6 separate regions of the Homo sapiens genome follow, and all the other regions are linked to region 1. Evidence: chromatin contacts called from ENCODE Hi-C data. All regions are on one chromosome and are shown on one strand. Each heading gives the region's core, a stretch centred on a gene start or an enhancer-like site at or near the end of the contact. The rest is flanking DNA. Distances are from core to core; before and after follow the strand shown.

Evidence for each region. Hi-C counts contacts between places; a loop is a spot of excess contacts on that map. Pooled maps may share reads with other maps.
Region 2: a map of ascending aorta shows a loop between it and region 1 (7-fold over the local background). The contact joins the enhancer-like site here to the promoter of SMARCA2 in region 1. A Hi-C loop is called at or near these places in 1 of 168 maps with a recorded cell type or tissue (ascending aorta), 1 of 37 single-sample maps with no recorded cell type and 8 of 50 pooled maps.
Region 3: a loop to region 1 is called in a map with no recorded cell type, with 7 times the contacts of the local background. The contact joins the enhancer-like site here to the promoter of SMARCA2 in region 1. A Hi-C loop is called at or near these places in 1 of 37 single-sample maps with no recorded cell type and 3 of 50 pooled maps.
Region 4: a loop to region 1 is called in a pooled map, with 3 times the contacts of the local background. The contact joins the promoter of KANK1-AS1 here to the promoter of SMARCA2 in region 1. A Hi-C loop is called at or near these places in 2 of 168 maps with a recorded cell type or tissue (chondrocyte and endothelial cell of umbilical vein) and 5 of 50 pooled maps.
Region 5: a loop to region 1 is called in a map of CD8-positive, alpha-beta T cell, with 12 times the contacts of the local background. The contact joins the promoter of DOCK8-AS2 here to the promoter of SMARCA2 in region 1. A Hi-C loop is called at or near these places in 1 of 168 maps with a recorded cell type or tissue (CD8-positive, alpha-beta T cell), 1 of 37 single-sample maps with no recorded cell type and 7 of 50 pooled maps.
Region 6: a loop to region 1 is called in a map of CD8-positive, alpha-beta T cell, with 18 times the contacts of the local background. The contact joins the enhancer-like site here to the promoter of SMARCA2 in region 1. A Hi-C loop is called at or near these places in 3 of 168 maps with a recorded cell type or tissue (CD8-positive, alpha-beta T cell, naive thymus-derived CD4-positive, alpha-beta T cell and natural killer cell), 2 of 37 single-sample maps with no recorded cell type and 11 of 50 pooled maps.

Annotation. Positions count from the first base shown.
Region 1 is chr9:2,013,371-2,016,693 of GRCh38, forward strand. SMARCA2 (SWI/SNF related BAF chromatin remodeling complex subunit ATPase 2) reads left to right here and starts at 1,977. Exons shown (of 34, transcript NM_003070.5): 1 at 1,977-2,034. RefSeq lists enhancers at 1,477-1,526, 1,587-1,636, 2,423-2,979 and silencers at 1,687-2,026, 3,167-3,323.
Region 2 is chr9:749,481-753,305 of GRCh38, forward strand. It overlaps LOC124902109 (a long non-coding RNA gene), which reads right to left. Exons shown (of 4, transcript XR_007061394.1): 2 at 871-1,105; 3 at 1-16. Among named protein-coding and RNA genes, the nearest start is that of KANK1-AS1, 66 kb to the left of the region's middle. Within about 2 kb of position 2,316, at least 10 of the 41 ENCODE cell types and tissues checked have a DNase peak (open chromatin) inside an H3K27ac peak, as active enhancers do; they include ascending aorta, where a contact is called at or near this core.
Region 3 is chr9:3,506,895-3,510,338 of GRCh38, forward strand. The region is part of intron 1 of RFX3 (regulatory factor X3); the gene reads right to left. Among named protein-coding and RNA genes, the nearest start is that of RFX3, 17 kb to the right of the region's middle. Within about 2 kb of position 1,662, at least 5 of the 41 ENCODE cell types and tissues checked have a DNase peak (open chromatin) inside an H3K27ac peak, as active enhancers do.
Region 4 is chr9:683,335-686,804 of GRCh38, forward strand. It overlaps KANK1-AS1 (KANK1 antisense RNA 1), which reads right to left and starts at 2,221. Exons shown (of 3, transcript NR_198989.1): 1 at 2,194-2,221. All of the region lies in intron 2 of KANK1 (KN motif and ankyrin repeat domains 1), which reads left to right.
Region 5 is chr9:468,664-472,434 of GRCh38, forward strand. DOCK8-AS2 (DOCK8 antisense RNA 2) reads right to left here and starts at 1,466. Exons shown (of 2, transcript XR_002956871.2): 1 at 651-1,466. It also overlaps a transcript of KANK1 not described here. RefSeq lists enhancers at 294-343, 584-683, 1,216-1,741, 1,244-1,393 and a silencer at 1,504-1,553.
Region 6 is chr9:275,702-279,274 of GRCh38, forward strand. The region is part of intron 2 of DOCK8 (dedicator of cytokinesis 8); the gene reads left to right. Among named protein-coding and RNA genes, the nearest start is that of DOCK8-AS1, 62 kb to the left of the region's middle. Within about 2 kb of position 2,315, at least 6 of the 41 ENCODE cell types and tissues checked have a DNase peak (open chromatin) inside an H3K27ac peak, as active enhancers do; they include CD8-positive, alpha-beta T cell and natural killer cell, where a contact is called at or near this core.

The sequences.
Region 1 (3,323 bases), core at 727-3,226:
TTAGGCAGTTAGAAGTTAGTATTTATGTTACACTTTTACTATACTACTAGTCTTGTTTAAAATTTCTCCCTATATATTTCTCAGTTAATAGTTATACCGGCATATCCTCAGGCAGAAAAACAAGTTCTTACAATGGATCCTTCAGGGCACACTATATTCTATTTCTCTTAGCTGTGTTATCTTTCGTTGTCTTGAGGTTCACTTCAAGATAGACAGAAAATGATGAAGCTAAAGTTAACAAGCAAGTAGCAAGACCTTAGAAAGCTATAGGGTGGGTGATCACCAACACTCCCAGCCATCATGAAAATGCTGCCCTAGTGGGCTCTGCTTCAGCCAGCAGTGGACCAGTGATATAAAGAATTCTTGCTTCTTAATGACTACATGGCAGTATTTGGCGTTCTTTCCATTACTTCTTGTCTTCAACTTATCCAGCCTGAAGTTTTAAGCATCCTAGAACTGCATTTCAGACCCAGTTGCTCAAATGGAGTCAATTTTGCAACAGTAAAATGGTCTTAAAATAGGATTTTACTCTAGGGGGAAGAATCCTCAACCAGATAGTCACAGTGCACTTTGAATGACTAATTTAAGCCATTACATTACGAAATAAGGGATAAATCATACTTTTCATAACACTACTGCATAGGAACAGTTTTAAGAGTCAAGCATCTACATTAATCTGAGTCTAAAATAATAGGCCCCTGATTTAAAGTCTCCTAACATTCTTTCACACTTCATAAAACTAAAAATAAAATTGTCTCACCAAACACCGACCTATTGGTCCGGCCAAAGTACTGTATTTCAAGGAAAATTGGAGCAAAGAGGTCTCAAAACCGCGACTTGCCAGCAAATTACAATTTGCAGCCTTAATTGGTCTCAAATGCGGGGTGAGAGGGAAGAGACTACGGTCTGTAGAAAATAAGAGATTTATTCCCCTTTTTAAATCAAAACCAGATTCCATGCTTCAGCCGCCCCCTAACCCGCCAGCCCCGCCCCCAGGGTTTGTTTTTCCATATTTTTGTATATATTTTAGCGAAGATGGCAGGTGAGGGAAGGTTATAGTGCTGTACCTAGTCCACGAAGTAAACAGAGAGGTTAGGGTGGGTTTACTTATTTATAAGGCGTTCAGCCTCTCAGCTGTTTCTCCCTCGTTGGCATTTGGAAGCTTGCAGTCCTTCAGGGAAGAGACAGATTTGGCAGGAACGTTCTTTGTGCCCGCCTCCCTTTTCTATTTTTTATTTTTTTACCTGGAATAGGGGGCAGATTTATAATGACAGCCTTAGGGAAGGGGGAGAAAAAGTTTCAGCCGGCACGACAATGCCCGTTTTTTCCACAGTCCACACTGTGCCACAAACAGCTTTGGTGCCACTCGGAGCCCGTCCCCCGTCCCCTCCCTCTCTCTCTGCAGGCTCGCACTGGCAGGCGGAGGCACAGTTAAATTCCAGCACCTTCTCCACATACCCCCGAACTACTACGCGCTATTACTACGGCTGCCCTCCGTTTTCGCTTCGCCTCCTCCCCTTCCGCAGTCTCCCTGGAGGAGCCCCGCGGCGCCCGAGGAAGAGGACTGCCAGGGAAGGGACAGCGGGCGCCCAGCTCCAGCAGGGCTTGGGGCTTTCTGCATCCCGCGCAGTTTCTCTGCTCCAGGCACAAACGCGGCCCGAGAGCCGGCGCCTTGCAGTCACACACGGATCCACGCATACAGTAGAGCTGTCTAGATCCACATTCTTGCACACCGCCCCCTCCTCCCCCCGCGCTCCCGGAGTCGCTGAGCTGAGCGAGTGACAGGCGCGTCCCGCCAACCCGCGCCCGGACGGGCAGGGAGGAGCGGCGCGCGGGGCCAACTGCGGCGCGTCTTCCGGCGCCCGCGGAGGAGGCGAGGGTGGGACGCTGGGCGGAGCCCGAGTTTAGGAAGAGGAGGGGACGGCTGTCATCAATGAAGTCATATTCATAATCTAGTCCTCTCTCCCTCTGTTTCTGTACTCTGGGTGACTCAGAGAGGGAAGAGATTCAGCCAGCACACTCCTCGCGAGCAAGGTAAATATAACTTACAACTCTTTTCTCCTCTTTCCCCTCCCTTCGGCCGCCCCGCTGCAGCCGCCGCTCAGACCCCTCCGGCACCACGCCGCCTTCGCCCGGGATTATCCATTATTATCCTAATTATTATTTATTGTGCATGCAAGGAGACCAAAACAAACAGGCGGGCCAACCGCCGCGACAAAAAAAAGCCCGCCTCCTCCCCGCGGGCCTCAGGTGGAATGCTCTAACGACAGCTCCCAGGCGGCGGTGGAAGAAACGAGAAAGTTTCAACCGAACCTTGCTGTTCTAATAATAACAGTAATAATTACTACTTCAAGGGGGCAAAGGAGGAAAAAAATCCCAACAAGCCACAGCCTTGATCCTGAGTGGGCAGTCAGAGGCGCTGCCAACTCAAGGTTGCAACACACACATTGGGCCAGGTTGCAATCCCCCCATCCCCTTAAAAGTGAGGCGGCGGGGAGGGGGGTGGCCGCAGGAGGGGGAAGGCCTGGGGGACAGGGGAGGAGGATGGAAACGCTACTGTTCATCCCGGGCAACCCTCCCCGGAAGAGTTGGAAGGGGAACGGGAAAGGAGGGCGGGGAGCCCAGGCTGGCGGCGGGGCGCCAACGGACGCTGTTGCCACCCGCTTCCCAGGGACTTGTTCAAAGGGCTCCGGCTGCGGAGACGTGAGCGGATCGCAGCGGGAGAAGCCTGAGCTGACGCGCGAAGGAGGTAGCGGCCACTGCCGCGGGGCCGGTGCGTGCCTGATCGGAGGTGTCACCTCCACTTTCCGCGTTTCCTCCGGCGTGGATGGGGAGGCTGATTGGTAGGCAGGCCTTTAGGCAAAGGGGCTGCCAGGGGGCTGCGCCCCGGGCGCTGCGGACGTCCCTGCCTCTGGTACCTGGCGGCAGCGCAGGCTCGGGTGTTAAAGTTCGGGATGTCCGGCCCGGGCCGCACTGCTGGAGGGAAGGGAGGAGGCCCCCAAGGAGGTCGGAGGTGCCCGCCAGCCTCCGTTACCCTGCCCTCCCTCTCCCCGGGTCCGTGTTCTTTTGCTTCGCGTCTTCCCCTTGCTTGCGCCGCGGGAGCTGCGGGCGTGGGGCGCCTGCGATCGTCCGGGTGCTAGGGGCGCGCCGGGACCCAGGAGAGCCACGGCGGCGGCTGCGGGCCCGGGAGGCCATGATCCGGATAATCCTGTCTGCCTGACTGTCACAAACAGGACCCGCGCACCACCGGGCAGCGGCGGTGTGGTTCGCCCGGGAAGGGGAAGGGCTGCGGTGGGGAGGGAATAGGGGGGTGGCGAGGGCGG
Region 2 (3,825 bases), core at 1,066-3,565, 1.3 Mb before region 1:
GATCCATTTTTCTGTGCTTGTAAGGACCAGAGAAGGTGGCTCAGTATATAGGTGACAGTGGCTGGGCAGGCAGACAGCCCTTAGAATATTTTCCCAAGCTAATCTTTTCCATTTCCACTTCCTCGTGGAGTTGGACTATTACTGCTCAGAAGGAGGCCATGAACCATTGCTTTGGCTTTGGAATAAAGAATTTTCCATTTTCTTTTTTTTACTAAAAGCACCTTTTTTTTAAAGCCCTAGGCCTTAGCCAGAAACTGTTCTACTTTCTGCATAAGGAAATTACTAATCATACGTTTTCTCTGCTCTTATTCAGCATGGCTGTAATTTAAAAGCCAGCTGATTATAAAAATATAAAGTACATTTTGTTGCAGTTTCTTACCACAAAGGATGTGGCTGAACCGTAGACCACAACGTTCCTGAGCTGCTCACGCTCGAACCCCTCCCCACTGAAGGCACCAGCTACTCCCTGCAGGGACCAGACAGTCATGGCTTTTCAAGCATGAAAGATGGCATTATTTGGAACTTGTAATGATATCCTTGAGATACCTATCCTGAATTCTGGCAAGGATCTTGCAGTGAAGCTGGAAAACAACATATCATTTTTGCAGGTGCATGCTTAGACAGAAATGTCTGATTTAGAGGATGTTGGGAAGGAGCTGGCATTTTAAGAATCCAGCTGCCCACTGCATCTCCATTAAGACCTTTGTTGATTAAATAGGTAAGAGGATGGAAAACATATCCCTCATTTTCATAAAATGGAAGCTGCATAACAAATATTCCTATTTCTAAAACCAAATGTCAATCTTGTATTTGAGCCAAAATAACTTTTACACTTGTTCCCCATTCCCCAACCCAGAAGGAACTAGTTACCCAGCCCTAGAAACCACCTGGAAGGCTAAGGCTGTACGACTGAGGGCGAGAGAAAATCCCTGAGCTGCAGACAGGCAGGTGCTGCTTTGCTGTCACTGGTGCAGGCAGCTCGATGCCTTGTTGAGGCTGGTTGTAGGAGAGCAAGTGCCAGCTGGGCAGGCCGCTTCTCATGTGTCGGGCAGCAAAGAGATTCTTGCTATGGTCCCATCTGCTCTTTTAGGAAGTACTGGATGTGCTTAAACAGGTAATAAGGAAAATATTTATTAGGTAAAATCCCTGAGAGTTCAGAGAGCTCACCCACCCCCAATCCTGCCTAAAATATGTCACCCCCACCCCCAGAAAAATCCAGTCTTCCAACAGGAAGCTTATTAGGATGAAATCTCATGCTTCGGTTTGTAACACCATCTGCCAGGACTGAGAAGTTCCGGTGCCTAGCTGAGAAATACTAGTTGAATGAATGAGTGTAAAAAAATAACTGATGGTGTTAGAAGTCAGGAGTGTTGCCATGAGGGAGCTGGAAGGAGCCCAAATGGGGCTGGTGGGCTCCTGGTAATGGTCAATTTCTTGCCTGGGGGGTAGTTGCACTGTTATGCTCACTTTGTGACCATTCATCAGGCTGTAGACACACGTGTGTGCTTTCCTGTATGTATATTAACTTCAATTTTTTTTAAAGTTTAAGAAAATGAAAAAGTTTGATCAAAAAAAACCTTGGGAAGGAAGGTGCAGATTTGAGAGTCAATATAATCAAAGAGATAGTGAAAGAAGGTAAAAACTGGAAACTCTTAGCCCTGCTATTTCTTGAATGTGACCACATAGTTTTGCATGATGGCCATTGTGGCCCACTCGTAACCTTGAATAGCAGTCACGAGGGCTGTTCTCAGATACTCCAGTTCTTTTTCTGGGCACAACAGGATCGGATGTACTACCCACACACTTTTGAAGTTACACTTGGCCATGTGACTTCTCCAATGAAACAGAAAAGGTTATGTGTCAGTTCCAGATGGAAGCCTCAAAAGCCAGTGCAGTTTACCGTATCTTGTACTCCCCTTGTCACAGTGATGATCACGGAAGCAAGTGTTGACACAGACATCCCATTAGTGTCGACCCTGAGTGACTACGTGGAATAGAGTTTCCTTGCCAAGCTGTGTTGCAGGTGTATTAGGAACAAGAAATAGTCCTTTATTATGCTAAGCCAGAGAAGCTAGGGAGTGACTTGCTGTCACAGCGTAACTTAGATTTTCTTTATCCATACAAAAACTGGTTCCTCGAAGTGAAGTGCTGCTGTGTAACCAAATGGCTTAGTTGATTGGCGGACAGCAACAAAACTGTCACTGGGGACTTAATCATAGAACAATGACAACTATTTGGATGACTATTTTCTTAATAATCCCCAGGGATGGTACATACCAGTACCATCCTAGTTGCAGAGAGAGAATGTAACCTATTATCTACAGTGGATGCCTTAGGGCACTAGGGACTACATATTTTTGTGAAAGGAAAGCCATTTCCTGTGTACAGTCTGCCTAGATTGTCTCTTAGAAACGTGTAGCTCTCAAACTTTGGTGTGCATCGGAATCCCCAGGAGGGTTTGTGAAAACACACTGCTGGGCCTCAACCTCGACTTTCCAATTCGGTAGGTCTGGAAAGAGGCTCAAGAATTGGCATTTCTAACAAGTTCCCAGGTGGTGCTGATGCTTCTGGTCCAGAAACCCCACTTTGAGAAATGCTGCTCTAGAGGAAGGGCTCTGATAAGGAGGATTCCTGTCCATCAGGGAGCTCTAAAGTGTCTGTTCTTTCATCTTTGTAGGCTTTCGTCTTTTGCAGTTTCCAGTGACTAAACCTTATGAGTTAACTTGTTCCCTGTGGAACTTTTGCTTCCCAGTATAAAAAACAAATTCTGCAAAGATACCATTGCCCAATAGGAAGTCTTTCTACAGCTTGTACAATATATCAAGTGTTTATAAATCCTGTATTCATCCAGAATTTGGCCATAGAACTTGACTCACAGCAGTCTTAAAAAAAAAAAATGACTCATACATTTCCCTTAGAAAGTAATGTTTCTTTATGCTAATCCCATGAGTTTCTGTGTCAGCTCACTCCCTTATGAATGCACATTTTAAAAAATCATGGTTGGCCGGGTGCGGTGGCTCATGCCTGTAATCCCAGTACTTTGGGAGGCTGAGGTGGGTGGATCGCCTGAGGTCAGGAGTTCGAGACTAGCCTGGCCGACATAGTGAAATCCTGTCTCTAATAAAAATACAAAAATTAGCTGGGCATGGTGGTGGGCACCTGTAATCCCAGCTACTCAGGAGGCTGAGGCAGGAGAATCGCTTGAACCCGGGAGGCGGAGGTTACAATGAGCCGAGATAGTGCCGTTGCACTCCAGCCTGGACAACAAGAGCAAAACTTTGTCTCAAAAAATAATAAAAAAAATCATGGTCTCCTCTGGAAACCCAGGTGGCATGGAGGAGAGTGTGCTGCACTGCTGCCCTCTCAGCTGCTGCCTCTGCATTCCATCCTGGGTTCTGATTCTGCCATCAGGCAGAAGTGCACAGTGTTTTTCCTTTCCAGAGCAGAAAAACGGTCATCCTAGGTGTTCACACTGAGATGCAAGAGACTGAGTCATCTGTGTTGGAAAGCCACAGGGGTCCAATGAACCCAGGAACCAATTGAAGATCCTCTTGCCTAAGGACACATATGGTATGTCCACAGCGCTAAGTTCAGAGACCAAGTTGAGATGAGTTAGAAGAGGGAGAAGACATCAGTGTTTCACTGGGAAAGGAGGCAACTTGTTTATATCTTCTCTCATCTGTAAATTCACCTCCAAGAGACAAGACACTCAGAAAGTACACTTGCTGAGATTGATTAATGGAAGGCCTTGAATGACCAAAGGAACGTTAATGAAGTTCCCCATATGCTTCATTCAGTCATCATCAGAGATATATGACCACTACA
Region 3 (3,444 bases), core at 412-2,911, 1.5 Mb after region 1:
GGAAATAATAAAAGTAAGACTGCATTGCTTGAAAGGTCATTGTAAAATCAGAACTAGACAAAATTTTTAAATAGTGAAATGTGTTTTCTAAAATTTGATTAGAGATTCCAAATTGACAATCTGAAGCTTAAACAACTATTCATTGTTTCTACTAGAAAAAGACACTGGGTCTCATGCTGAGTTCAAAAACCTTGATTATGGAGTCTTCTGCCCTCAGTAAGCTTATAAACAATTTAAAAAGATTAAGCATTTACAACTGAACAAACAAAAATCTAAATCACAATTTCCAATTAGCAGAGATAATAAGAAATTACTAGAAATGAACCCATCAAGTTAGGGACCACTCAAATTTTAGAAGAGATTAATTGAAGTAGGGTAGAAAACACATTCTAATAGAATAAAGGATGAGAACTAAGTTTTAGAGAAAAGAAATGACAAGGCAGAATTCAGACCATATAGGATAATAATAGCAATTGCCATTTATTAAACACTCACATGTCAGGCACAGTGCTATTTTGACTATGTCATATACTGTCTTTGAAACAATCTTTTCAGGTTGATTTTATTAATCCTATTTCACAGAATTTAAGTAATCTGCCTAACATTAAACTGCTAGTCAGTGGCAGAGCTCGAATTCACACCCAGGGCTGTTCATTTTGAAGTTCATGCTCTTAACCAATACATAATACAGTTGTCCCTCCGTAACCATGGGGAATTGGTTCCAGGACCTCCATCTTAAAAAAGGGTGCCCAACTCTCTTATATAAAATAGCATAGTATTTGTGTATAGCCTGTACACATCCTCCCGTGTATACTTTAAATCATCTCTAGATTAATTATAATTCCTAATACAATGTAAGTGCTATATAAAGTTGTTATACTGTATTTACTTTTTTTATTGTTGTGTTGTTATATATTGTTTTCTTTTTTCAAGTGTTTCCCATCCTCAGCTGGTTGAATTCACAAATGCAGATCCCACAGATACGAAATGTAGACTGGTCAAAAAAGGGGAAGTACAGAGAAAAGTGGTGAAATACAAGTTTGAAAATGGACATGAGACTATAAGCTTCCTAACAGCAAAGACTGTGGTTGTTCTGTGGGACACTGTGATAACTAATAAATATTTCTTAAACGACTCTGACGAAGAGGCAATGAGGAATCCTGAAAAGATTCTGACAGAGGGAAACGTAAAACTCTGAGCTATTTCTAAAAATTCAAAAAAACCTTCTTTTTAGAGGACTCTATTAATCTGAATTTTAAAAGTTAAGTAAAAATGATTCATAAGACATTAAGACCACGTTCCATATTTGAGTTTCCTTCTCTGCACATCCAACAAATACAGCAGTCTAGTATTTAGTTACTCTGGTAACTCAATCTCTATATTCAAATCCCAATTTAAGGCTTGCAAGTATTTAGCACTTTCTATTCATTTGAATTACACTTTCAATATTTGTATTTTCCATTCTAATTTATGAGTCAGTATATATGTTGATATATCAGAAATATAGTTCAATCTAAAAGTATATTATTTAGATCTCTCCCCCTAAAAACATTAACAGAAAGTAAAATGAATGTAATGCATTATATTCTGACTCTCTCAATTCATCTGAAACAGCGGCATTAAATTTTAAAAAATGATAAAGAATAAAAAAGAGGAACTTCTAGGCAAAAAATGCAAGAGCTAACTAATATTTCATCATACTTTCGTTTATTACATCTCCCTTTTTGTTGAAGGTGAGGCTAAATCCAAAGGGAACAGTTTTACAAGAAGGTTTATCTGTGGGGATTTACACCTTGTTAAAAGCAAATGACAAGCGGTTTTCCCCCACAGGAAACATACTCCTGTTTTATATAAATGTATCCTTTCATATTTGTTACCACAAATGAGGCTGCAGAGAGCATCAGGTTACATTGGGAAGTTCAATTGCCATATTCTTGGTTTCTCTTAAATTGACTGTTTCAAATAATTAACAGGGTTAGGGCTCAAACTGCTCATCTTTAGCACAATACCGAAACTAATTCAAGTCTGAGCTCACTGATTTACTTCTAATTGTAAAACACAGACACACACACACACACACACAGAAAGAGAGACACAGAGAGGAGAGAGAGAGAAATAATTAGACAAAATCTTGGTAATTACAATTCCTGCCACAGTCCCATACTATTAAAAAGTAAACAACATAACCTTCCAAAAACTCAGATTAAGAAAATAAAAAATCAGATAATAGCATAGTTGCCAGTATTGCGTCTGGTTGCTATGGAATAAAGGGCAGTCCGTTCATATATTCATTCTGTTCATTCACTGCTACTTAAGAGCGCTGCTACACTTTTAAAGCCCAGCTGGGCAAGTCTCAGCTTGTACCACCTATATCAGCTGCCAGTATTTTACTTTTGTTCCACAAAAGAGTGACCTACAAGAACAAAGATTTCCATTTTTAAAATTCATAATTAAATGAATGTTTACAAAAATTCTTAAAACAATTAAAAGCACCTTTACCCTCATCAAAAAAGTAAAGACGTGCATACCAGGACTGAAAATTATTTACACTAATACATTGATTATGACATACATCATTAATTCCCAATAAGAGGAAATACAAATAATAGGAATTAAATATACAATATTTTTCTTTTTAAAAAACCTAGTAAGTATGGCATTTCTCCTTAAAATAAAGCCTACTGATGGTTTGGAAAACATTTTTAAATTTTATTTCTACGTCATTCTAAAAATAATCCATATACCAAAAATTACATTTGGAAATAATTAGAACATTAAGGTATTTATGCAAACTTTGAATGCAGATTTATAAAACTTGCTTTTTCTAGAAAAAAATATGGAGTTCAAAATTATAGATAAACAGTTACTTAAAACACTAAAGGCAGTACATTTGAGTTCTTTGCCTTTAAAAAAAGTTTTGTATTAGCCCTAAGAACATTTGCGGAGGAGTGTGGAGGCTGGAGTTCGACAGTCCTAATTCTGATGTTCTATGTCATTGTACAAGTCACTTACCCTCAGTTTTCTTACCTATAAGAAGTGGGGAGGAGGAAGGAGGGGTTCAACTTGATAACTTCCCAAGTCCATTCCAACTAAAAGAATCTGACTCTAAAATAAAACATTCTAATTATGTTTCTACTGAAATCCTGTATATTTGGGCCATTTGGAAACATGTGTGACTCTAGTGAGAGACCTTTTCACCTCTCTAATCTGCTGTAGTCCCATGGCTGTCTCTTTTGGTCTGCTGTGCAGGGCCAGACATAGTAAACGGAAAGTGGAATATGGCAGTAAAATTAGTAGAGATAGGAAGAAAGGCTGAAGTTGGCCACTGAGAAAGAAAGATACTCATCACAGGGGATTTGAAGTTCCAGACCCAAAAGTTTAGCTGCTATGCAAACAGGGCCAGGTTATAAGATACAGATCATTTCTTGCCCCCCCCAAAAAAAG
Region 4 (3,470 bases), core at 971-3,470, 1.3 Mb before region 1:
AGGGTAAAACATAAACACATAGGTAGGAGCCTGACATAAACACATAGGTAGGAGCCTGCCATAAGCACGTAGGTAAGAACTAAAAGGGTGTGTTTCCATTTCAGTTGTCCAGCCTTCCTTCCATACTCTCAGATGACAAAACACAAGTTGCTGAGCTCACACAGCTAATGACTAAGCCAGAAGTTGGACATGGAGAACATTTTTCCTTTGTTCAAGGTTATTTATTATGTTGACATTTAAAATCAGAAGTGTGATATCTGTGAAGTTCTGATTAAACAGATCAAGTGAAAAGGATGTAGTTCAGAAAACTGCATAAAACCCTAAAGTACAGTGTTTAAAAATAAAACGTCCTCCCTGATAGGGATTATGTTGGTAAGTTACTTTTTTTCTTAGTATGGATTATTTCAAATTAATAAACATATTGTTATTCCTTTATTTATTGCATCATACAGCTTCATCCTAGTATTAGTGTGTTTAATAATTGCATTTAATTAGATTATGCATTTCAACTTTCAATGAAACTGTAGCTGTTAGTCTTTTGAAGGCTAATTTCACGCTGAAATTTATAGATGAAATAATTTTCTTATAGTGGTGGTGTTTGAGAAGATAATGTAACTACTTCTTAGATTTCAATTTCATAACCCTTAAAATGTTGGGACCACCTACAAATGGGGGACACCCTGGGTTTTGAAGTCTTGCCTGTGTGGTTAATCAGAACCTCAGAATTCACCCAGCCCCCGGAGAGGTTTTGAAAAGCCCCTGGCTCATCAGAGCTTGCTTGTTTCATAAACTCTTAAGGCTTTGTTTTAACCTGTAGCCAGCTTCGCCTTATAAGCTTTCTTGCCCCAAGCCTTGAGCCAGTCATAATGGCTTAAGCATCAGATTTCAGACAGGCGATTAGCTCTCCAGCTAAGCCAAGAAAGGATGATTTATCTTCCAGTGAGTACCAGCCTATTTGAGTGTAGGAAGGAGAAAAATCTGTGCTCCTGCTCCTGGGTACTGGGCAAAGAAACCCTTTGGTTGGGGATTTTTGCCTGGTACCAACTTTATAGGTGCCAACAAGAAAGAAAGAAAAAAACACATACAAAATAAACACCCAACAGGGAGATTCGCTGTGTTAAGAACTCGAGCTGTTGCTATTATTCTAAGAGACTGGGTAGCCAGTCAAAGGGTTAAAACAGCCCTTCCTACAAGGATTTGAAAACTCTGTGCTCTGCTCTTCCTCAGCAGACTTCTCGTTGTGAGTATTGGCATTTATTTCTGATTATGCACTTCCCCTCTTTCTTGAATGAGTTGGGTGGGCTAGCTGAGCCCATCAAAGGTATAGCTCATTTGCTTCCTTTTCCAGGGTTTGCCTTCTTCCTGTGTCTGGGATAATTTCAGTTCATCTCCTTTGTGCAGTTTCTGAGAAAGGTTTGTATGGGCTTAGAGGAAAATGATCGTGACTAAAGCTCACAGTCACCGCTTTGGCTCCTTTTCTATAAAAGGTGGTTTGATTTGATCTGGCATGAAAAATATTATCATAATTCTCAAATTCACAGAAACGATAAGTTCTTGCTCTTTCCTGACCAAAAAAAAAAATTAATTGCATTGGGTAGACTTCTCTAATAAAACCTTTAAGGAGACCCATCCAGGAAATCAGATTTTATAAGATTCATTCAAACAGTTGTAGAAATTCTAAGTTCAAAAACCAAAAGCAGACTCTTTTCTTTTTCCTTCCTTGGCTTCTCTGTTGGATATTTTTGGAGTGAGCCTTAACTGAGTTACTCATTTCCACATGCTTTAGGAAAAGTATGCTCATGTTTTACAGGCTAAGCCTGGTTCTGCTTTTGAGCTGCAGTTCATTATGAATCCGGAAAACACAGGTTTTTGAAATGCGGCCCATTTGTACATATAGCATTAGTCATCTCAGCTGGTAGTTCTATACGATGAGTTATCTCACCACTTAAAAATAAGTACGCTGCTATTTTGAGATTTAAAAATATATATAGTGACCAGATTTCTTACCCTAGTTAAAGCAAGCCATGGCTGAAACTCAGATTAAACAATATTCTATAAAAATGAGAGAAGGCCACTCTAATCAACAGATAGAAAAACAGAACTATAGACATAAGGGAGAGCTGTGCTAAGGGACAAATTGTTGGATTTGTAGGATTTGTTCGTATCCTGAAAGTTAAATCTTTGTACTCTTACCTTGTTTATGGCCAGATTTGCCTGATCCCTGATTTCCCTCCCAACTGGATCAGAGGTTGTGGAATTGGAATTTCACCATACAAACCTTTACTTAAAGGAGGTAGTACTAGAGTAACCATTTATGGGAACAGTTTGCTACTAATAGTTACTAGTACTGAGTTTATTTTAGTTCCTTTTTCATGATTTTATTCCATTGGAAAAGTTTTCTCTCAGGGATCTTTTCTACTTTGGACATGATCTCTGTTAGGCAGAATCAAAAGATAGCTGTGTGGCTTTCTGAATTTAGTCTCACAATATTTGGTTTAGTTGATAAATCCCATCCATCAGCTTTGCAAATAATTTTGTGAAAACATTGATTCAGCTTGTCCTGCCCAATTTTCCCATCCCTGCCCAGTTTACTGAGTGCCTTTTCCATTTGCATCCACTGTCCATTAGGCCAAGGCGTTTGAAGTGTTTCTGTACAGCAGGTACATTTAAGACTCTCCAGGAAGAAAGGGGGAAGAATATTCCAAACTGAAAACATCAAAGAGAGAGATGGGGTATTTCCAGTAACTTATATGCCCAGTGCTTAATATCTTAAAAACCCTACTCATGTGCATCAGCTCTTACTTTTTTCTAACTAAAACCAGAAAAAAGTTCTCTCTTCCTCTGTTCTCAGTATCCCCCTCATGTAAGTCTGTCTACCCAACACGGTGCAGCCGATTTATTTATTTTTCCCTCAGCATTTTTAGGTGGATTGACTGGGATGCTTTATTCAACTCAGGGACGCACCACGAATATGTTTTTTGGGGCAACCCGTTTGGCATGTTCCCCCTCAGCTGTGAGGACAAAGACTGGTTTGTCTTCTTGTGACCTGGCAGAGGAGGCAGAAGTACCTGCTGAGCTTATGCAGCATGTACCCCAACCGGTGCCCCACCTCTTCAAGTGGTGAATCAGCCTGATGATACACTGATTTTTAGAACACGCTAGGGTGGAGACCTGGAAGTCTGTACACTGGTCGGGGAGGGAGGGATGGTTTGCATGTCAAACCATTTCAACAATGCAGCTTACAGGAAAAAAAAATTAATTGCAAAACACTGTGATGCCCTTTGCCACCAGATTTTTCCATTAGCACCACACTTTATACAGCTTCCAAGTCTGCCCCAGGGACAACTGTTTGGCAGTGTGAGGGGAAATGGCAGCATCACGTCATAAGTGCAATGATTGTTACCTATGAGCCTATCCGGTAAGGGATCTGAGTGGGCCCAAGCATCACACACGTGCTGGAGCTGAGTGTT
Region 5 (3,771 bases), core at 216-2,715, 1.5 Mb before region 1:
CTCTCTGGACCGATGTTACTGAATCCAACCCAGTTCCTACTTGATGTTTGTGGCATTAGCTTGGCAGCTAGTTTTTACGTTTACTATTTTTACTACATATTAGGAGATGGCAAATTACTGATAGCCAGGATAAGGGAATGATTTTCAAGGCATTATAGCTCTAAAAAACAATTGAGAAATCAGCTCCCTCATCACTTCCTTAATGCAATGAGAGAACACGACACGGATGAACAAACTGTTCTGTTATCCAACAAGATTATCAAGAGTTATTAGTGAGATAATAAAAAAGTATATGTGACTGCCAAAAGTCTCCAGACTAAGGACCAGAAGACCTGGTTTCTTGTTCTTTCACTTTCTAGTCCTGCAATTCTGGCGAAGATACTATACTGCTCTGAGCTTCAGGGTTTTTTTCACTGTGAAAGAGGGTGCAAGTTCCTCCACATTCTTCCAATCTACTGAGGAAACCCAATGAGATAATGCATGGGAACATGTTTTGGAAACTCAAAAGTGCTGCCCAAAATGTAAGGTAACACTGTTTACAATTGACACTTCCAGAAAGTTTAGCCAGCACCCCCACACATGGCATCCGCTTCTGACAACGTTAATCAAAATCAGGCCAAAGGTGCAGGCAGGACAGAGGCCTGACTTACCAGAAAATAAACGTCTGGTCTATTCCACTTGTAGTGCCAGTTTACATTGTCTGGCGAGAGCCAACTACCAGGGCCTCCGGGTAGAAGAAAGAAAGGGTATCAGTGGAACTGAGAGTGTATACAGTGGCGCCTGAAAGCGGGTAGAAGAAAGAAAGGGTATCAGTGGAACTGAGAGTGTATACAGTGGCGCCTGAAAGCGGGTAGAAGAAAGAAAGGGTATCAGTGGAACTGAGAGTGTATACAGTGGCGCCTGAAAGCGGGTAGAAGAAAGAAAGGGTATCAGTGGAACTGAGAGTGTATACAGTGGCGCCTGAAAACCCAACCTCGCCAGGCTTCCCTGTCTCCTGTGTGCAGCATGTGTGCAGTGCATTCCCCTGGAAGGTAAATTCGCGGAGTCCCGCAGCCCACCTGTGTCCACCTAGCCTGTAAGTGCCCCCTGAGGGTATCAAAGCACGCGGACTTCCGCCTGAAGCAAAGCCACCGGGCGGCAAGTTTCCCCGTTAACAACAACGAAGACAGAGAGGACTTGGCAGCTGTGACGGATCTGCAATAATTAAACTGACGTTGCTGTTTAGAAGCCTGGGGGTCGCCTGCAGCCTCCCAGGCTCCACTCCATCGGCTCCAGCGCTGCAGGCGGGCCGTGCATGTCTCTAGATGCATATTAAGCAAAAAGTTTCTAAAGAGGATCGCGTGGAACCCAGCAATTGATTAAGAATCTCAATGGCCCTAATCCCCTGAGAATTGAACTAAGGGCTCCCCAGCAAACACAGCGATTTACATGGGGCCTAGAGAGAGCGAGCACTGCCGGGGGCGGCGGCGAAGGGCAGCAGTGGTGGGACGGGCGGGGTAGGGGGAGTTACTGAGCATGCGCCCGGGTAGGGGCGTGGGGGAGTTACTGAGCATGCGCCCAGGTAGGGGCGTGGGGGAGTTACTGAGCATGCGCCCGGGTAGGGGCGTGGGGGAGTTACTGAGCATGCGCCCGAGGGTGTTTCGGGGCGTCCGAAGCGGGCGTGCTCCAGCCTGCTCAGCAGCGAGTGGTTGGAAATTAGCAAAGTGAGAGGGTGCGTGGCCTGAGGGACTCGGGGAGGCTGAGGGCTTTTTTTCTCAACACTGTGAAGCTCAGGGAAAGGAGTAGAACTGGGAACCAAGTAAAGTAAAATCGTGGCAAGTGGGCATAGACCTGAAATCTCCTTCGTGAGGGAACCCAGAACGTGCAGCTCAATGTATGTTTGGAACGAACAGGTGAAAGGAAGCAGGAGGAGGAGGGAGTTCTAGCGAAGACTTCGGAGGGAAGCAACCCATCCCCTGCCACAAGAAAGCACCGCCACTCCAGTGGGAACGGACACGCGTGCACACAGCCACGAGTGAGGTTTGAAAGAGGCCCCACCCTCCATTACACCTGTGCTCCACCGTGGCCCCCAGCCAAGTTTAATCTCCCATTCAGCACTTACTTCTGGAAGCTTCTTTCCCTTTCCTTCCCACCACTCATTGGCCTTTCACCCCCTAGTTTTTTGTCTGTGTGTGGGACTGTCTTCCCCCACTCCCCTTGACTGAAGTTCCTTGAGAGCAGCAGCCCTCTTTTTATCAGGGAAGAGATTTGAAGCTCAGGACATTCTTATCCAAGTAGGTGCTAGCCACCTGGGTAGTCAAGACAGGGCCCTGCACAGTTAATGTGAATCTTGTCATAATGCCAGGGTTATTGTTTTGCAAGGAGCCGGTCATAGAACACTAGATTGCATTGTCACTGGGAAATAAGCTCATTCTATTAGCTTGTTTCTCAGCTAGCTTATGTAGAAATTTGCCACAGTTGTTACTGCTGGGCACCTGCCCTGGATCTGATCATCAATTATATCATCTCTTCCATCTGATGGACTGCACCTCACCCCTTGCTTTTTCAGAGCTGGCGAAGCTGGGCCAAGGAAAGCGATAGTGCCAGCTGAGTGGAATGTGCAGGAAGGGACCGAGGAGGGGCACTATGTACTGGAGAAAAGAGATGGGGTCTCCAGGACAGGGGTAAGGACACTAGACTGAGGGCACAAAGGAAGGAAACCACAAGGAAGTAGAGTAGGGAAGTGGGGAGCATGCTGAGGAGAGAGGTCAAGAGATGGTGACCGCTCTCTGCATGCCCCAAGGAGATGGTGATGACACTCCCAAGTCCATGTGGGACTCCCTCCTTATGCGGGCCTCAGTCTGTCATCTTCCTTGGAGCAGGACCAAAGTAAATAAGATAAAGTCACAATTTCTCATCCTTCTTCACTCAACTTTTCTTTGAGGTGAGTTGGCATTTTTGTAAAAGAATGCATTCTCTGCCAGATGCGGTGGCTCACCCCTGCAATCCCAGGGTTCTGGGAGGCCAAAGTGGGAGGCTTGATTGAGGCCAGGGGTTCGAAACCTAGGCAACATAGCAAGACCTCCATCTCTGTAAAAGAAATTAGCCAGGCATGGTGGTGCATACTTGTAGTCCTAGCTACTTCGGAGGCTGAGGCGAGAGAATCGTTTGCACTTAGGCATTGGAGATTACAGTGAGTTAAGCGTTCTCCTGTACTGCCATGGTAGGTGGGTGTTGCTAGCCACATGAGGATATGTGAGCCGGTCACCAGGGACTGCGGCTGACTCCCCGAGCACAAGGACAGTAAGAATAAACCTCCGATTATTCCCCTGCCCCCAACCCCAACTTCAATTAAAGAGATATACCCTTATGTGACTGACAAAAAAGAGCCCTGCTCTCCCAGAGTCACATCCCCATACGCCAAAACACTCTTACATATAATTATTGGTGCTTCATAAATGGCTGATAAAAAAACTTTTCTATCAGGGAATACACCCTACCTTATTCACAGCCTCTTATAGAGAGCTGGCCTGCCCACAGTCTCTGTAAGGGGCAGTTGTCTCTTCTGAGTGACCAGTTTCCCTGACCTCCCCTCAAGCCATGACTGACCAAGGAAGTCAATGTCACCACTGAGAAGCAAGGCGTAGCCTCAGACTCTGAGTTTCTAACTCTTTCCACTTTCCTAAGATGGGGTTATGCCTCATTTCTGAGAGATTTCCAACCCTCTGCCATATATTCCTCTTTTTGTGAGGTCACTTGGGGAGGTGTCTGCTTCTTAGCACCAGAAGAGCT
Region 6 (3,573 bases), core at 1,065-3,564, 1.7 Mb before region 1:
CCTCAGCCTCCCCAGTAGCTAGGAATACAGGCGTGCACCACCACAACTGGCTAATTTTTGTACTTTTAGTAGAGACAGGGTTTCACCATGTTGGCCAGGCTGGTCACAAACTCCTGACCTCAAGTGATCCACCCACCTCGGCCTCCCAAAGTGCTGGGATTACAGGCATGAGCCACTGGGCCCGGCCTAGTTTTACTTTTTTTTTTTGTAATGGAATTTCCCTCTGTCACCCAGGCTGGAGTGCAGTGATGTGATTTCTGCTCTCTGCAACCTCTGCCTCCTGCGTTCAAGTGATTCTCCTGACTTAGCATCCTGAGTAGCTGGGATTACAGGCAGCTGCCGCCATGTCTGGCTAATTTTTGTATTTTTAGTAAAGACGGGGTTTCGCCATGTTGGCCAGGCTGGTCTTGAACTTCTGACCTCAGGTGATCCGCCCGCCTCGGCCTCCCAAAGTGCTGGGATTACAGGCTTGAGCCACTGCGCTCGGCCCATTTAAAAAAACTTTAAAGGTAGACGTATTCCAAATGGGGGGAATATATAAAGAAAGGTAACACTTATTTTGCCCTGTGTGCTTTGAATTTCAGAAGGTGTAGTAAGCAAAGACCACTTACTAACCCTACAGATATATCCTTAGAAAATACAGTGGTTTCTGTCATAAATCTGATAAATCAGATGAGAGGAAGGGTGTATGTTTGATGTTGATTTTTCTTTTTGTTTTATTGGGGTTTTTAAAAACTATAAATATCAGGTCTGATGACTATGTGTATAAACATTTTCTAAGTAGATAAAATATTTTCAAATTTTGCATTTTTTAGTATGAAGGGGATCCATCATTTGAAGTTGGTTTTCTAGATGTGATGATAAACTTGTCCCAGGTCTATTTGACACTCCTACCAAAATCCTTTGTGACCAGGGCTAGAAGGCAGCTGTGGCTAGTAAATAACCCTGTGTGTAGACTCACTTATTGGCTTTGGCATTCTCTATTGCCACAGCTGTGTGAATAGATTAACCAGAGACCCTCTGGTGCCAGCCACCTATTCAGGCAAACAAGTCTATAATCAGTACCTCTGTTAAAATGAAACTGTAATATACTATTGTCTTTTCATTTATTTATTTATTTATTTAGAGACAGGGCCTTGCTCTGTCGCCCAGGCTGGAGTGCAGTGGTACAATCTTGGCTCACTACAACCTCCGCCTCCCAGGCTCAAGCGATTCTCCTGCCTCAGCCTCCCAAGTAACTGGGACCACAGGCGCACCATTGCGCCTGGCTAATTTTTGTATTTTTTTTGTAGAGACGGAGTTTCTCCATGTTGTCCAGGCTGGTCTTGAACTCCTGAGCTTCAGTGATCTGCCTGCCTTGGCCTCCCAAAGTGCTGGGATTACAGGTATGAGTCATTACACCCGGCCTATTTTCTGATTGTTCAAAGTAGAAGCCAGGCACAATGGCTCATGGCTGTATGTAATCCCAACAATTTGGGAGGCAGAGGCAGGAGGATAGCTTGAAGCCAAGAGTTCGAGGCCAGCCTAGGCAACATAGTGAGAACTCATCTCTACAACAAAGTTAAAAAGAAAAATTAGCCAGGCATGGTGGCACATGCCTTTAGTCCCAGCTACTTGCGAGGCTGAGGCAGAAGGATCACTTGAACTCAGGAGTTGGAGGCTGCAGTGAGCCATGATTGAGCCACAGTACTCTAGCCTGGGCAACAGAGTGAGACCCTGTCTCAGAAAAGAAAAGAGAAGAGAGGAGAAGAGAAAGAGAGAAGAGAAGAGAAGAGAAGAGAAGAGAAGACATACAAAAGAAGAGTAACATACAAGAGAAGAGTTAGGAGACCCTGTCTCAGAGGAAAGGAGGGGAGGGGAGGCGAGAGGACAAGAGAAGAAAGAGTTAGGATCTATGCCCTAAGGAAGTAAGGAGGATTTGAGACTGTGTAGGTGGTTAATAACCTTAAGCTACATATTTTATGGAGGGAAAAATCCTATTTTTAAAAGTGAGAATAGAACAATTTTGAAGTGAAATGGAATGAATTAGCTGGACCATAACGGCTCTGACTGAAGAAAAGGATGTAAAAAGCCACATCCTGGATATGTACCAAACACCATGGTTACATGGCATGTTTGTATATGTAACATTTATTTAAAAAAAAAGTCTCATAGCTTAGAAGGCATTTATTTTTGTTATGTGTATAGGCTTCTGTGCAATAAAGCAGCCTTTTTTATTTTACAGCTCATGATGACTTAAATGGTTAATTGCCTGATAAATATGGTCCTCTTTTATTCTTCTGATTCTGTTGTTCTTTTGCACTTCATCTTTCAAGGGGTTGGGCTATTCTTAGGTTTCACTGATTGCACTGGAAGGGACATGACGGAAAATGAAGATCTCAAGATAATTTTCTTGCAAATTCACAATGGAAGATAAAAGGAAAGAGTGGCAGGCATTCTGCACACAGAGCAGACGTTTCTTTATTGTCATTGTTCAGCAGAGGAATCAACTCAGCCTTGGTGAAACTAGAGTGATGCCCATGGTGGCATGTCAGCATCTCCCTCTTAGTGGCATCAGTGCTAGATTGTTGTTGTTGGAAGCAGGAGAGTGTTTAGTCCATAAAGTACAGAACTTCGATATCACAGAAGCTAGAAGAACTTTACTGCCTTCAGCTTCGTTTAAAGATAGTAGAGAGCTTACTCATTCGTTTTAGAAATATGTATTGGGTCTCTATGTCAGGAACTGCTGGCACAGCAGTGAGATTGAAGATACAACAGTGAATACAATAGAGGGCCTATCCTCATAGAGTTTGCCTTTCAGAATGAGGGACAGACGCAGACAAATAGAAAATGTCGATTGTGTCAGGGAGTATTGAGGGCTTTGAAGAATGAAATCGTGACCCAGAAGAGATGCTTTTAGATTGGATCATCCGTGAAGGCCTCTATCTAGAAAGGAGACACTTGGGCAGAATTCTGAATGAACTTGACGGACATCTGAAGGAAAAATATTCCAGTCAGAAGGAACAGTACGTGCAAAGTCCCCAAAACTTCAATAAGTGACGTGCTCCAGAAGCAGCAAGGAAGCAGAATGAGGCCTGAACAGAGTGGGCAGTAGGAAATGCAGTCATAGAGAAAGCAGGGCTGGGTCACAGGCCTCAGAGACTGTAGAACATTGGCTCCTACTCTAAGACAGGAAGCTGCTGTGAGCATTGAGGTTGGGCGTGGAACCATTTGACTTTTTATGAGGATCACTCTGGCTGCAGTGTGGAAAATAGACTGGACGAGGGAGGGCAGTTAGGAAGATGTCACGGTAACTCAGGAAAGCAATACCGGTGCTTTGGACGAGGGTGGTGGCAGAAGAGAAAGTGAGAAGTATTCTGGATATATTTCAGAAGAAAGTGGATAGGATTTTCTGATGGGTGATATGTAGAGTGTAGGAGAAAGAGAAGAAGCAAGATTGACTTTAATGTTTTCCACCTGGGCAATTGGTGGACTGGAATTGCCACTTGCAGAAGTGTGGAGGTATGGAAGGTATGGGAAGAGCAGATTGCCAGGAAAGTTGAGTTAGTTTTGAACTCATTGTGTTTGAGAGGT